Regions from separate parts of the Homo sapiens genome. Here region 2 is linked to region 1. Evidence: chromatin contacts called from ENCODE Hi-C or POLR2A ChIA-PET data. All regions are on one chromosome and are shown on one strand. The core of a region is the stretch at or near the end of the contact, and the rest is flanking DNA. Distances in the headings are between cores, read along the strand shown.

Region 1 (7,550 bases), core at 3,474-5,973:
GTGTGTGTGCCCTGCAGCCAGCACACCCACACCCCCAGCTCCCGCGACCCCTCGGAGATATCCGTTTTCCCAACTTCCCTCTCCGGGACCACTTCTGTCTCTTGTTGGCCTTTATGAAAACAGAGGTCAGTTTGGATGTGGGGGTCAGGGAGGAGCACTCTACTCTTGCAGAGATGTAACATTTTTATTCTGACTTCCAGCTGCTGCCCGATTTCCACCGTCTGTGTGTGCGTTTTGATCTGTCATACCCTCGTGCTCTGCAGACCAGCTTCTGTCCCCAGGAAGCCATCTCGCTGCCCCCCTCCACACCCACCTCCATCAGAACCAGTATGGGGGACGTTGCGTGAGCTGATGGGGTGCTGAGTGGGGACCCTCCTGCTCTGCCCCCCTTGGAGGGGCTGTGAGAATCCAGGTGTGTGCGGAAGGGCCGAGCTGGGGCAGGTTATGTGCAGCTCAGCGTCGGCCACACCCAGGCCTGGCCCCTGTGCTGTCCTCCTGGAGTGGTGGCCATGGGGGCACAGTGGTGCCCTGGGTGGCGAGCAGGTTTCACGATGACTGTGGCTGGCGACGAGGAGCTAGCTCGGCAGGAAGCTGGCAGCCACCCAGGGTTCTGGGCAGGGCCGGGGCAGAGGGCACAGGCAAGGCACAGAGCTCTGGAAGTGCCAGGCCACCCCGGCTGCTTCCTGGGAGATGAGTCCCTGGCTGGATGCTGTCATCCTAGGCAGAGAGGCGAGTTCTCTGTCTGCTGGGTCAGCGCTGGGGAGCCAGGCCGGTGCTGGTGTTGCTGCCTTGCTGCCGCCACCTGAAGGCGTGTGTGCCGGCCAGCGCCTGTGTGCGGGGTCCTTACCACTGTGTGGTTTAACCCTTGCCACCCAAGAGGGCTGTGGCCATCTGCCTCCAGAACGCAGCTGGTGAACAGAGCTGGCCTGGTCCCGAAGGGTCCTGTGGCCTGGAGGCAAATGTGGATGCTTGTTGGTTTATTTGCTTAGAGGCAGGGTCCTGGGTGCCGAGGGAATAGGCTGTGGCCCCTGTCACCTGTCCCCAAGGAGCAGTACCTGGGGAAGGTACCGAAGTGGTGGCCCTCCCTGCCCCTGCCAGCCTCAGGACTGTGGCCATTAGGCTGGGTCGGCCGCTCAGAGTCACAGGAGGGGTGGGTAGGGAGCTCTGACCCTGGGCAGCGCGTGCCGTCCGGTTGCTCCCAAAGGCAGCCTGGAGTTGGGGTTTGCCGAGGGAGGCTGCCCCCGCAGACCCCAGGCTGTGAAGCACCCCAGCCTTGTAGGGGTGCCTGCAGGAGTCCCGGCAGCTTCAGGAGCGGCCTCTGGAGCCTGGAGGGCAGGAGCCAGACCATCCTTGGCTGTGACTTTGTTTTGTTTCCTCAAGTCAGATTGTCCTGCTTCATCCTGTGCCCGGAAGAGAGGTCCTGCTGCTGTCCTCGGGTGGGAACACACGTCTCTTGCCTTCCCTCCTTGAGGGTGGGGGTGGACCTCAGCCGCCACCCATTTGTCAGTCAGCAAATGCAGCTCCTGCTGGGTCACTTGCCTGCCAGCTGAGCTCCTGGGATGCAGCCCAGCCTGTGGGGCCACCCGGCTCCTCCAGCCTTATAGCTCCTCCCCACCACACCTCCTCTGCACAGCAGGACCCGGAATTATGCTGTTCTCGGTTGGACCTGCTTGTCCGTGCTTAACTGGGCCTTTCCTGATCCCTGTGGGCTCCCTGAGGGCGGGGCTCGGGCCTGCCCCATCAGCAACAGCTGTTGCCGAGGGCACAGATGCCCTGTGCATGGGGTGGGGATGAAGGAGGGCTGGGGGCTCCGTGACAGACAGTGGGAGGGGAGGCTGGCTGTCCTGTGGTGAGCTGCTTCTGGGGCACCCTGAGATGGGGCCTCCCTTCACTTCCTGGCCATCCAGGCATCTGTGTCTGTGTCCGGGAAGTGGAGGAGGGCCCCCAGGACCGAGTCGCTGCCCATCACTGACCGTCTGTGGCAGGCACTGCCAGTGGCCGTGGCCCAGGGTCTTGGTGGCTCGGCCTCATGGGGGGCTTGCTCCAGGCCTTGGGTGATGCTCCTGTGCTCCCTGACAGCCGCAGGGTCTCACCCTCCTGCTCCAGCCCCTCTCTGACCCCACCCTGCGGTCCTGGGAGGTAGCAGGACAGCCCCAGTATGCGGATGAGAAAACCTGAGGCCCAGCCTGGGCGGGTTCGTGGGTCCAGCTCAGCCCCTCTGTGCCTGTGGTCTGTAGGGACCTGGGCCCAGCTGCCCCTAAGGATGGAGCTCAGTCTTCCCCAGCTCCAACCCTGGGGCCTTGTGTGGGAGGGGCAGTGGCCCTGGGATCTGGCCTTGGCGGCTCCAGCCCCCTCTCCAGTATGGCAGAGCCTGGAGGCCTGCTGGTCTCTGGGTCTGAGACTCTGGCCTCCCAGCCTGCTCCCCTGGGGGTTGGTGGAGGCCTCGGGGCTGTCGGAGCTTCAGGATTAGGGACTGAAGCCCAGCAGGGGCTCCCTTTTCTGTGCCCCCTGCCTGAGCACAATCTTCCTGCCCTCTCCCCTGCAGCCCCTCTGTTGTCGTGGTCAGTCGTGCCGCCTGAGGGCCAAGTGTGGCCTTGGCACTGCCACCGTCCACCAGCGGCAAGTCAGGGCAGGTGCGTGTGTTGGGGGTGGCCCCCCGCGGTGTAGGCCGGAGGTGGCGTGCCGGCCCCGTGAGTCACGCCGATCCCAGGATGGGAGTGGGGGTGGCCGGGGCACTGTGAGCTGGCGTGCTGAGGCTGGCCTGCCCGTGGCTTGGCCTGGGGGCAGGGGTAGGGTGGGGTCCTGCCCGGGTTCTCCTGGAGAACCTGGGTCAGGAGCCAGGGGCCAGATCAGGGCTGGGGACTTCGCCTGGGGTCGGATAGGGGCTGGGGTGGCCATGAGAAGTGAGGAGCCTCCCATGACCCAGTGGTTGCAAGGAGCAGATGCCGCCTGTCAGGTGGGCGGCCCCCCCTGGGAGGAGGCTGCAGGCTGGGAGGTAGACAGGACGGGCCCCTCGGTGTGATGGTTGGGGTGTCCAGGGACTGGACTTGGGAAGGGTTGGTGACCTAGTGCCATGGGGTCCCTGCTCTCTGTGGCTGCCTCTGTGGCCAGGCCTTGGCCCTCCTATTGCTGCCCCACGACACCTGGCTGTGGCTTGTCCCAGCTCCTGGGCCAGGTGGGGAGTGCAGCTGGCCACCGAGCCTCATGAAGCACCTTTCCAGTTCCCCGGCACCTGGGTCTGGCCGAGGTCTGAGGCCAGAGGAAAGGCCTCCTCCAGAATCCAGGGCTGCCCGTCCTGAGGTAAGGGGCTTTGAGCTGCAGGCAGACGGCACCTTCTACCCATGGCCGGATCCCCCCCTGTCAATCTGCAGTAGAGACAGCAGAGCCCCCGGGAACCCCTCCCAGCAGCTGAGGGTTCAGGGGGTGCCCCTCACTGTACTGGGGAAATGTGGCCCCAGCGGGCAGGAGGTGCAGGGCCCAGTCAGAGACTGAGTCTGAACCCGGTGGGGCCTCAGGCCAGCTCTGTGACCCGGACAAGGGGTTTTCCTTCTCTGAGCCCCAGTTGCTGCTGTCAGAGCCTGCGGTGGGCACTGATTTGAGGAAGGACAGACATGGGCTGGGAGGGTTGAGGGAGGCCCTGGAGAGGGGGACCCTGGGGAGGGAGATCTTGGAGCTGCAGAGGCTTTGAAGAGGCAGGCGTATGGGAGTGCGTGGCCAGGTTGCCCGGCCTGGGCTGGGGGCTGGGTCCAGGGATGCAGCTGGCCTCACCTGCTGGTAGAGCCCTGTCTGGAGGAGTTGAGCTCAGACCTTAGCTAGTGCTGACCGCGCTGGGGCAGAGTGCTGAGAGGGGCTCTCTCAGGGCCGTCTCTCAGGGCTGGGCCCTGTTGGATCTTCTAACTGTCTGAGCGGGAGAGGGAAGGCTTCCTGGAGGAGGTGTCCCTGGTAGGAAGACGCAGAGGGAATGATTGTGTGTGCTGTAAGGGCCAGGCCCAGGGCTGAGAGGGGCTGGTGGAGATGGTGGGGGCTGGGTGGGGCAGGACACCATGGTCTATGTGGCGCCCGCCCTTCTCCCTCCTCCATGGCCACAAGGCCCCTCTGGTACAGAGGGTGGTGCTGGCCTTGAGGGATCTGGCCGGCAGGTAGGCAAGTGAATGACAGAGCCCCTCAGGTGGACTTGGGGGTGGGGCCTCCTGGTTCTGCCTATTTTCTTCAGCGGCCCTGGTTAGGGCTTTGAAGGGGCTTCACTGCAAATTAGCCCCGACCTCCCCGGGGTGCCCAGCAGGGGCGCACTGCACCTTAGGTGCTCCGTCGTGAAGTGGCCACAAGGTGCCTTTGGTGTGTGGGGCCCACAGGATGAGTTGGATGCAGCCTCCCGGTGGGGGCTGCTCAGGTGGTGATGAAAACTGTACCTGTGGGCAGGTGAAGCCACCGCTCCCTCGGTGTAGCAGTCAGTGTGCCCTCCCCACGTCTCCTCCTCTCCTTCTGTCCCTGGACCCAGGAGTTTGGGAGAGGCCAGCGGGCCAGCTGGGCACTTTGGTCTCTGTAATGAGGACCCTCCCACCCCACCAAGATGCACACATGCCCTGCCAGGATGTGGGGGGGCGCAGGGCAGTGGGCTGAGCCAAGGTGTAGATGCTGGGAGGTAAGGTTACCCTCCCCCTGGGCTGGCGTCTGCCTCCCCGCCTGCTGCTGCCCCTGTGGCCGGCCGCATGTGGGGAGGAAGGAAGAGGTTTGGGTGGTGTGTGTGTGTGTGTGTGTGTGTGCGCTTTTGACTGGGCTCGGAGGGCTCTGGCTGGGACCCAAGCTCAGGCCTTTAGCACCTTGGCTGGGAGGAGTGAGGCCTGGGGAGACAGTGGGGGCCAGGAGCTGGGTGCTGAGGAGACCAGAGCTGGGGGCTGGGGCGGGGCCAGGGCAGCTGGTAGGAAGTCCTGCCCTTGCAGCCGGTCCTGCGAGAAAGCCCCTGGCTGCTGTCTTGGCTTTGCTGGACTGGCAAGGTGGACCAGAGGCTGGGGACTGGACACCATGGGCCTCTGTGCACTGATGGAGCAGTAGGTGTGTGGGATTCATGGGGTGCTGGGGTGTGGATTCACGAGGGAGGGGCCTTTTGGGTTACGAATCAGCCCCTCCAGTTATCCAGGGTGGGGTGCTGAGGCCTGAGTGGGCAGTATGAGGGTGGGCAGCTAACTATGTAACAGCCGGGTCTCTGGGAGGCCCTGGTCTGTGGCGTTGCCGTCTCTGAGCTGGGAAGACATGTGCCTGAGAGCTGGTCCGGGGTGGCCTCTGGCTTTGGCTGGGGAGGCCCTGCCCACCTGAGAGCAGCGTTCGGCGAGTGTGGACTCTGCCCCGGTGCTGGGCGCAGCACCTGTCGAGTTCTTGGAGCGTGCCGAATGCAGGCGTAGCTTCGGGCTGTCTGGACAGGACCTGGTTAGCGAGACCCTGGCTGAAGGGCCCAGAAGGGGCTGCAGTGGGACTGGAGCCACCTGGCTATGCCCCTGGGCTGCTGGGATCACATGCTGTGGGTGATTGGGCAGATGTGGCTGTGTGTGTGCACACTGTGGGGACAGACAGGGTGGGCCCATCTAAGCCATGTCCTGCCAGAGGCTTCCCCAGTGTCAGCACACACAGGGGGGCCATGAGGGGCCGAGAGCCCAGGCCGCTTCACCCCAGAGGGCTGAGCAGCTGGTCAGCTGGACTTGCTCTGGGGGTCTTTGTCTCACTGATGAGCCATGTCAGGGTGAGGCAGGATGGAGGTGGGGCTGTCTTGTGTGGCCTGAGTGGGTGTGGCGGGCTGGGAGCCTGTTGCAGGTCAGGATGTGTCCAGGGGCCAGCACCAGACCTGCTGAGGTGGGAGGTCAGTCTGTGCTGGCTCTGTGAGGGGCCCTGCAGTCTTGGACCTTGCCTGTCCCCTCTGGGGCTGAGGTCAACCCTGGGGCAGGGGTAGGATGGGGACACGGACCCTCATTCCGAGTCTCATGAGACCGCACCACTTAGCTGTCAGTGAGGCTTGTTGGGCATAAATGAAGCGCATTGATGGGGTGAGGGCCGGAAGAACCCACAGAGGCTTCGCACCTCCCACTCCCCGCCCCACTCTGGGAACCAGGCCCTCAGGCAGCTGGCGAGGATCTGGGGGTCACAGCTGACCACCAGCCACAGCTGAGTTGGCAGTTAGCATGGTGGCATGGTGTGCCTCTTGGGAATAAAGCTTCGACCTGGGCTGCATGAGGACGGGTAGGTGGGCTGTGATCCTCACTCCAGGCAGAACCGTCCCATGCCCTTGTCCATAGGATGAGCTTATCCAGGTGTGGTTCCAGGCCCTGAACCCGATGTGCAGGGAGCTGGAAAGTTCAGAGGAGGGAACAAGGGATCCTGGCTAACACCCAGGAGGCCAAGGGACCGTCTGGCCTGAGTCTTGATGAAACCAGGCCTCGGGGGTTGTTTGTGTTGTTATTATGAGACTAGCATGTGCCTGTGGTACAGACCCCAGCTCAACAAAAGCCTATCTTCTCCTCACTAGAGCTGGGAGTCCCAGACCCTCCACACTGTCACTCAGGTGGGGAGTCCTGGACTCTCCACACTGTCACCCTGTGGGGGGAGTCCCAGACCCTCCACACTGTCACCCCCGGGGGGAGTCCTGGACCCTCCTCAGTGTCACCCCGGTTGGGGGGGAGTCCTGGACCCTCCATACTGTCACCCCGGCGGGGAGTCCTCAACCCTCTTCAGTGTCACCCCTCGGGAGGAGTCCTGGACCCTCCTCGCTGTCACCCCAGGGACCTCCCTCATCATCTTTGAACCCCAAACTGGGCAGACATTGATGGTTACCTGCTCCACATGGCTGGGCCGGTGGTGCAGAGGAAAGCGAACCGTGCTGGGGTCGCCAGCGACTGAGGATGGAGTCAGGGGATATGGCAGCAGTGGAGACACCAGCAAGCTAGGGACAGCCCGAAGCTGGGGGAGACTTGGGAATTTAGTGGGTTCTGCAGAGCATGGGCTTTTGTGGTGGGTGAGACCCAGGAGGGAAGGGACCTGCCCTGGGCCCCTCAGCCGGTGGAGCTGTGGGTGCAGGGTGAGCAGCGTGTGGACCCATGCAGGGCGTGCTGGGGGGCAGGGGCCAGAGCTGGAGGAAGAGGCTGCGGTGGGGCTGTACTGGGCCGTCACCCGGTCGGCCTGGGGGCGAGGGTTCTCTGGCCCTTTTCTGTCTTCCAGGAGGAAAGGAGCCCTCTGTGTCCCACCTGCTGCCTTGACGCTGGTGCCCTGGGCTTTTGTGGGCAGTGGGTTTCCCTGTGCTCAGGCGGGGCAGTGCCCTCCTGTGGTTCAGGGCCAGCCTGGCCTCCAGTCCTGAGCACCGCCTGCAGAAGGGTTTTCAGACGGGTGTGAGCATGTGGGGGTGCCATCACAGGAGACTTCTGGTTCCCCTCCAGCCCTGTGTGACATCTTGGCGGCCTGTCCCCAGCACTGGTTGGGCAGGCAGGAAGCTCCTGGCCTGGGATGGGCACAGACAGGGTGTGGGCCGTGAGTCGCTGCTGCTCAGAGCTACCCCTGCGCAGCCTTCC
Region 2 (7,077 bases), core at 4,394-6,893, 41 kb after region 1:
ACATGCCGGTGGAGAGGATCCTGGAGGCTGAGCTGGCCGTGGAGCCCAAGACCGAGACCTACGTGGAGGCAAACATGGGGCTGAACCCCAGCTCGGTGAGTTGCAGCCTGTGCAGGGGTGGGCAGCCTCACATGCCTCAGTTTCCCTCACTCACTCACCCTCCCACCTGAGCAGCTGATGAGCCAGAGAGGTCCTGGGGGCTGCCCTGGGCCCTGTGGCTGCCTCAGCTCGGCCTCTTACCTGAGGTGACCCCGTGGGCCCCTCGCCCCAGCTGGGCGGCACTCTCCTCTCCTGGCCCATGCACGAGTAGCCCATGGGGCAGGGGCCAGGGGCCAGGGGCCCGGGGCCTGGGGCCCTGCGGCCACATCATCATCCTCGGCCACCTCTGCTGGGGCCTCAGCCGCCGTGTCCCCTCGGAGTTTGGCCTGTCTCGGTGCAGAGGCTGTCCCTGCTCCCCGGTGCCACTTGGAAAAGGTATGGGAGGAGGCCGAGCCCCCAGCAAGAGGCTCTGCAGGTTGGTTCCAGGGCTGGCTCTGCCAGCAGCCGTGTGGCCCTGGGCAGGTGCCCGGCAGTCGCGGTGGCTGCTGTTGATACAGGAAGCAGCTCTGCAGCCCCCCAGCTGGTCACCCCCATGCTGACCCTCCTGCCCCCTCCCACCCCAACAGCCTCAAGGGGAGGAGGATTGGGTGGGCCGCAGCCCTGGTCCCGGGCTCTTCTCCTGGGCTGGCTCCAGCTGGTCCTGGAGGTGTTGGATTCAAGACCCCCTGGCCTCGCCCTCCTCTCCTTGGACCCTCCCTGTTACTGGCTCGCTCCCTGTGGCATCTTTGCTTCTGGCTGTGGCCTTGCCAGGGAGGGCAGCACAGGGGCGTTCTGAGCCCCTCCTACCCTACCCTAAGGCCTAGGAACCTGTGCTGCTCGGGAACCATTGCTCCCTGGTGAGCTTGTCTGGCTGGGAGACCCCACCTGTCCCAGGCCCCACTGAGGGGGTGGCTCCAGCTGTGCCCGGGGTTGGGCAGGTGAGCTCCTGGCCACCCGTGTGAAGGTTCAGGACTGTGCAGTAAGCTTCCTGCTGCTGGGGACCTGGGTCCAGCTGGCCCTCAGGGCCCATGTGTCTTTTGCCATGGTCACCATGGTGTCCAGTCTTCATCTGTGTCTCCGTGTGGGTTTGGGGCTGGGACCAGAGCCCTGTGGCCACCGAAGACCTTATACAGGCCGACCATGAGGTTGCCCCAACCTCTGTCCCTCTGTGGGCCCAGGCACACCAGCCTGCCCTCCGTGCTGGGTGCGCCCTGCAGGTCACTGTCTCCCCACCCCCCAGGGCCTTCGTGCTTGCAGCTCACGTGGCCTGGAACTGGGCCCTCTGGCTCTTCCCCAGGCTTTGGTCTCAGCTGAGGTACCTCCGGCCTTCATCTGTGCCCCTGCCAGGGTGGGGACTGCCCCTGTGATGTGGGCTGAGAGCACCTGATCTTTTCTCTGTGGCCCCTGGCACTGGCCACCACAGGGTGAGGTGTGTTCACAGGGTAAGGTGTGTGGTGGGTTAATTTCTGCCCCCACGAGGCTGCTGGTGATGGCTGTGCTGCTCCTCACCACCAGCTTCGGTCAAGGACAGCGACCCCACCCTGCTCGTTGGCACTCACACAAGGCCGGCATCCCCACTGCCTCTGCCTGTCTGAGGGTGGGGGTCTGCTCTTGTCTGAGGCCCCGTGGCTGGGTCAGGGCCACCCTGCTTCCCTGCCCTTTCTGGATAGGACAACCTGGTGCCCCCACGTCCCCGGCTCTGCTCAGACCTCTACTCTGGCTGGGGGCTGGGGCTGCCCAGCTTGGGGGAAGATGAATGGGACCCCGACAGCAGGCACCGTTCTTTCCGGAGAAACCCTCCCCTTGAGTGACAGGCACAGACCCACCCCCAGCCCTGGCTGGTCTGCACGCATGCCCTGCCCTGCTCCCGCCTCACCAGCCTCGCGGAGGGCAGGGGAGGGAGGGTGGCTGTGAGGGTTTCATGATCCAGCAGAAAATCCAAAAGCAAGTTTGGCAGATGCACAAAGGGCTGCCAAGTTTTTATTTCGTGAAGGACATTATTTGGGGGGGAATCTGCCATCTGCTGTCTCCGCCACTGCCTGAAAGTTCAGGGAGTTTAGAACCACAGAGGCAGGCAGGGCTCGCTGGGGATAAAGGACACGTCTTCCACGGGGAGGGGGTCTCTCTGTGCCCGCTCACTCCCTGCTCTGTCTCATCTCACACTGAACGCTCCTCTGTGGACTGGCCTGGGTCCAACTTCCAGAACCGCTCACTGGGCCCCTTCTCTCAGATGGGCAAACTGAGGTCCAGAGAGGGGGCGACCTGCCCAGCGTCACGGTCCTGGTGCCTGGTTTCTCCCCAGCGCGGGGCAGGGCCTGGGCGGGTCCTGTGGACACTTCTAGGCAGGAGTAGAGCCCATCACACGCCTACTGTTACATGAGGCACGTTGGATCTCCAGGCGAGAATGGGAGGCTCACAGAGGTTAATCCTTTCCCCAGGCCACACAGGGAGGTGGAGCCAGGATCCTGCACTATCCCTCCCTACCTAGGGGACCCCCTCCAGGCCTAGCCCTGCTGGTACTGGAGCGAGAGCCTCACACCTGCCGGGAGTGTGCCTCCTCCTCCGCTCCGGCCTCCTGGCTCTCCAGCCTGCCACATTCTGCTCCCTGTGGCCGGCTGTGCACACTGCAGGCACATGACAGATGGTGACCCGTGTGCCCACTCCTGCAGAGGTCCCAGCCAGCCCAGGAGGGCTTGAGGCTCTCCTTCCTACCCATGGCACCAGCCTGTCACCTGGGCCTGCTCTGGGCCCCGTCTTGGCTTCCGAGAGTGGCCGGCTAGTGGCTGGGAAGTTCCTGGGTACAAGGATCCCCAGCAGAGCCACTGCTGCAGACACGGTGCTCGGGGCTGGTTCCCATATCCCCCCGCCCCTGCCAGGCCTGCTTCATCCTTTCTCAGGGATACCCTGCAGCCGATGGGCAGGCGAGAAGGATGGGCCCCTTTCAGCCCCCAGCGTGACAGAAGGAGAGGCTGAGGCTAAGAAGCCAGCCTGGCTGTGGCAGGCCTGGGGGGCGCTGTGCACAGATCCGGGAGCCCTGTGAGTGCTGGGGGCTGTGGCTGCTGCTGATGGAAGGTTTGTGGAGGAATGAGTGAGTCTGTGTAGACTGTGGTCAACCCCACTCAGCCGAGGGATCCCACCCCTGTGTATACCCCTTCTGGCTCGGGCCCCCAAGGGCTGCCCTGCCCTCTTCCGAGGGTCCTGGCGAGTCTCTGTGCCATTCCTCGGGGGCCTTCTCACTCCGCCCTCAGAGGCCTTTCCCGCCGGGCGCTGCGTTTAGGCTGCACGTCTCTGATGAGCAGATGGTTGCTGTTGGTGGAAGCTCTTCAAAGGGAGGCATTTTTCTCCTTGGCAGATGCCCTGAAGTGAGGGATCCCCGAATCCTATTCACAGTCGTTATTCCTGCAGCGGCACCACTGAGGGGGCCGTCATCTGAGTTCCCATTGCTCAGGACACAGAAGGTCCGTGACCCAAGCCCCACCTGCCAGGAGCTGAGGAGGGGCCTCCCCTCCTGCCCTGTTCAAGGCTGCCTGGGTCCCCTCATCTGTGAGACTGAATGGCCCCCTTCCGGCTAGGACTTTCCAAAGGAGCCGTGAATGCTGCTCTCTCTGTGCCTGGGGCCTGGTATCTCAGCCGAGGCTCCTGCCCTCCTGAGCTCCCACATCCATGCCTGATGGAACGTGAGAGGCCAGCCCTGTCCCCAGCGTGGGCCACCTTGGCCATCAGAGATGAAGGTGGTTGGTCCCACCCTGCTCCAGTGCTGCCCATATCCAGTTTCGTCAGCTCGCCGCACCTGCCTTCCAGAGCTGTGGGAGAGACTCGTGCGTCCTGCTGTAACCCAGTGGCTGGAAACAACACACATTTTATTATATGACTGTTCTGTGGCCAGAGAGCCAAAAGCAGTCTTGCCGGGCTGACATCAAGGTGCCTGCCGGCTGGCTCCTGGAGGCTCTGCTGGGGAGTCTGCCCTGGCCTCTGCTTCTGGCACATTCCTTGGCTTGTGGCCTCTTCCTCCACCTTCAAACCCAGCAGTGTCTCTCTCCCCTTGGGCCCCAGCGTCTGTGATCTCATCTCTTCCTCTGACCCTCCTGCCTCCCTCTCATAGACCCCTTGCAATGACCCTGGGTCCCCCCAGTGGTGCAGGCTTACCTCCCAATATCAGGCCACACCTAATCACCTCTGCCAAGCCCCATGTGCCATGCAAGGTCGCATAGTCCCAGGTTCTGGGGATTGGGGCCTGGGCATCTTTGGGGGCCGTATTCAGCGTCCTGCATGGGCCCAGCGTGTGGCAGGGCCTGGTCTGGGCTGTGTTTGGTCAGTACACTGGCTTCTGGGACTGAATGTCCTGCTCTTCTTCCTCCACTGCAGCCGAACGACCCTGTCACCAACATTTGCCAAGCAGCCGACAAACAGCTTTTCACCCTGGTGGAGTGGGCCAAGCGGATCCCACACTTCTCAGAGCTGCCCCTGGACGACCAGGTCATCCTGCTGCGGGCAGGTGAGTGGCGAGGCCTAGGTGGGGATGGGGATGCCATGCAGATGGGACACGTACCAGGACACTCCCCCCTCCCGGGATACTCCGCACTCCCGGGACACTCCCCTGTCCTGGGACACTCCCCCCTCCCAGGACCCACTCCTACCTCCCGGGACACTCCCCTCTCCTGGGACACACTCCTACCTCCCGGGACACTCCCCCTTCCCGGAACACACTCCCCCCTCCCTGGATGCTCCCATCTCCCAGGACGCTCCCCTCTCCCAGGACGCTCCCCTCTCCCAGGACACTCCCGACTCCTGGGACACACTTCTACCTCCCGGGACACTCCCCACTCCTGGGACACACTTCCCCCTCCTGGGACACACTTCCCCCTCCTGGGACACACTTCCCCCTCCAGGGACACACTTCCCCCTCCTGGGACATACTCCCCACTCCTGGGATGCTCCCATCTCCCAGGACGCTCCCCGCTCCCAGGACACACTCCTACTTCCTGGGACGCTCCCCTTTCCCGGGACACTCCCCACTCCTGGGACACTACCCCCTCCCGGGACACACTCCCCGCTACCGGGACACTCCCCCCTCCCGGGACACTCCCCCGTCCCGTGACATTCCACTCTCCCTGGACGCTCCCCTCTCCCTAGACACTCCCTACTCCCGGGACACACTCCCTGCTACCGGGACACTCCCCCCTCCCAGGACACTCCCCTCTCCCGGGACACTCCCCCCTTCCGGGACACTCCCCCCTCCTGGGACAGTCCCCACTCCCGGGACACTCCCCTCTCCCGGGACACTCCCCGCTCCCAGGACGCTCCCCACTCCCGGGACACTCCCCTCTCCCCGGACACTCCCCACTCCCCGGACACTCCCCACTCCCGGGACACTCCCCCGTCCTGGGACCTCCTATGTACTCTATGGGACTGTTGGGGGAAGGGCCTGGGGCCTCAGTTTCCCTCCATCCCTCATAAGGAGGTGTACCATGCGGGGTCTCTCAGTGGCCTTCAGAGAGGTAATGGGCTGTCGGTGGAGGTTTGGGGGCTCTGGAGAGGGAGGCTGGCTGTGTTCCAGGGGCTGCCCAGGAGAGCCACGTGCTCTCTGCCCTTCTCCTCCCACTCCAAGGCCGCAGCTCTCTTTCCATGCGGTAATGGTGGTGCACAGAGCCACTGCACAGAAATGCCTGCTCCACGCGCATCACACTCCCCGTGATGCCATGCGGCGGCCAGGACGGTGGCTGGGAGCTCAGCTTTGGGGTTTTGGGGTCAGGTTGGCAGTGGAAGCCTGGATGGGGCAGGCCCCCCGCAAAGCTGGTCCCCCACCTGGAAAGGGGGTGTGAGGGGCGTGCTGACTGGGGCTGGTTCTTGCCGAGTCAGCCGGGGTAGCTGTGAGGCCAGGCTGTTAGTGGAGTTTCCTGCTGGTGAAGCAACACGTTGGGTGCCCAGGTCTGCCCTCACTGCCCGACGATGGTGCTGGTCACTGTCCCATGTCCCCCTGGGCCCAAGAAGCCAAGCTCCCTTAGGGCCGGGTGTCCCAGCTGCCTAGAGGCCCGCTACCGCACTGTGGGCTCCGCCGCCTCAGCCCGACTGGGGAGCCTCAGCCCATACAAGGCGGCTCCTAAGTGGCAAGTGGAGAAGACACAGCCAGAGACGGGCTCCCTGTGAAGCAGGGAATGTTCTGGAAGTTGCTTGGGTCAGGGCTGTGACCACACAGGCTGTGTGTATAGGGCCTGGCGCCGTCGCCACCCTCCTGGAAGGACTCTTCTGGCCATACTGGGCCCCGCCGGAGGAGCCAGGATAATCTCCCATCTCAAAGTCCTTGACTTAATCCCGCTGGCCTCGTGTCTGGTGGGTCCTTGCCCCTCTGGGCCTGAGGCATGTGGCTGTCTGCCGTTGCGGGCTCAGACTTCTTTCAGGGTATGGTGAGTATTCCGCCTGCCAAGGGAACCCTGCCCTTGTTTGCAGGGGCTCCCCCAGAACCCTCGGTTCAGAGCCCCTGGCTTTGCCAGCTGCAGGCCTGCCTGACCCCAGTGGTCCTTGGAGAGATAGCCAAGGCTTTTGCTGAGAGAGGGCGGTGCTCCCACCCCACCCCAACCCACCAGACCGATCCAGAGAACAGCTGGCCGCACGCAGCTCTTTTCCTGGGGATCCCAGATGGTTGTGCGCTGGGGGCCTGGCGGAGGTCCGAGTCGGGTTGGATGGCTGTGTCCGTCGCCATGTTTGTGTGGTGCCTGGCCCTGTGGTCCCATGTTCTGGCAGCTTCTGGCTCCAGCCTCAGCCTGTGTGGGGTGTTCGTGGTGGAGTGCGGTGCTGAGGGCCTGCGTGGGGTGGTCGTGGTGGAGTGCAGTGCTGAGGTTAGAGGGTTTCTGTGGCTGTCCCTCTTAGGTGGGCACCTGCCTGTGGTCTCCCTGCAGCTGTCAGGTGGGGGCTCCCCGCAAGGCCCTTCCCTTAGCCCAGAGCCCTGGTGCCATGAGTCCCCAGGCCCTTCTAGGATGCCTGGAAAGCCATCCCGTGGCA

Evidence for each region. A loop is a pair of places that touch in the nucleus more often than their neighbours do. ChIA-PET counts read pairs that join two places held with the same protein, here RNA polymerase II (POLR2A). Pooled maps may share reads with other maps.
Region 2: a loop to region 1 is called in a map of ovary, with 2.2 times the contacts of the local background. The contact joins two enhancer-like sites. A Hi-C loop is called at or near these places in 35 of 168 maps with a recorded cell type or tissue (GM12878, HepG2, MCF 10A and 23 more), 5 of 37 single-sample maps with no recorded cell type and 28 of 50 pooled maps. POLR2A ChIA-PET finds 5 or more read pairs at or near these places in 3 of 52 experiments (MCF 10A, PC-9 and activated CD4-positive, alpha-beta memory T cell).

What each region holds. Positions count from the first base shown.
Region 1 is chr9:134,377,531-134,385,080 of GRCh38, forward strand. The region is part of intron 1 of RXRA (retinoid X receptor alpha); the gene reads left to right. It overlaps MIR4669 (microRNA 4669), which reads left to right and starts at 1,881; the gene lies at 1,881-1,942. RefSeq lists enhancers at 171-962, 963-1,754, 1,755-2,546, 4,205-4,304, 7,111-7,550 and a silencer at 4,865-4,974. Within about 2 kb of position 4,724, at least 9 of the 41 ENCODE cell types and tissues checked have a DNase peak (open chromatin) inside an H3K27ac peak, as active enhancers do; they include psoas muscle and right lobe of liver, where a contact is called at or near this core.
Region 2 is chr9:134,417,233-134,424,309 of GRCh38, forward strand. It overlaps RXRA (retinoid X receptor alpha), which reads left to right. Exons shown (of 10, transcript NM_002957.6): 5 at 1-95; 6 at 4,444-4,573. Among named protein-coding and RNA genes, the nearest start is that of MIR4669, 41 kb to the left of the region's middle. RefSeq lists an enhancer at 3,831-4,331. Within about 2 kb of position 5,644, at least 11 of the 41 ENCODE cell types and tissues checked have a DNase peak (open chromatin) inside an H3K27ac peak, as active enhancers do; they include psoas muscle and right lobe of liver, where a contact is called at or near this core.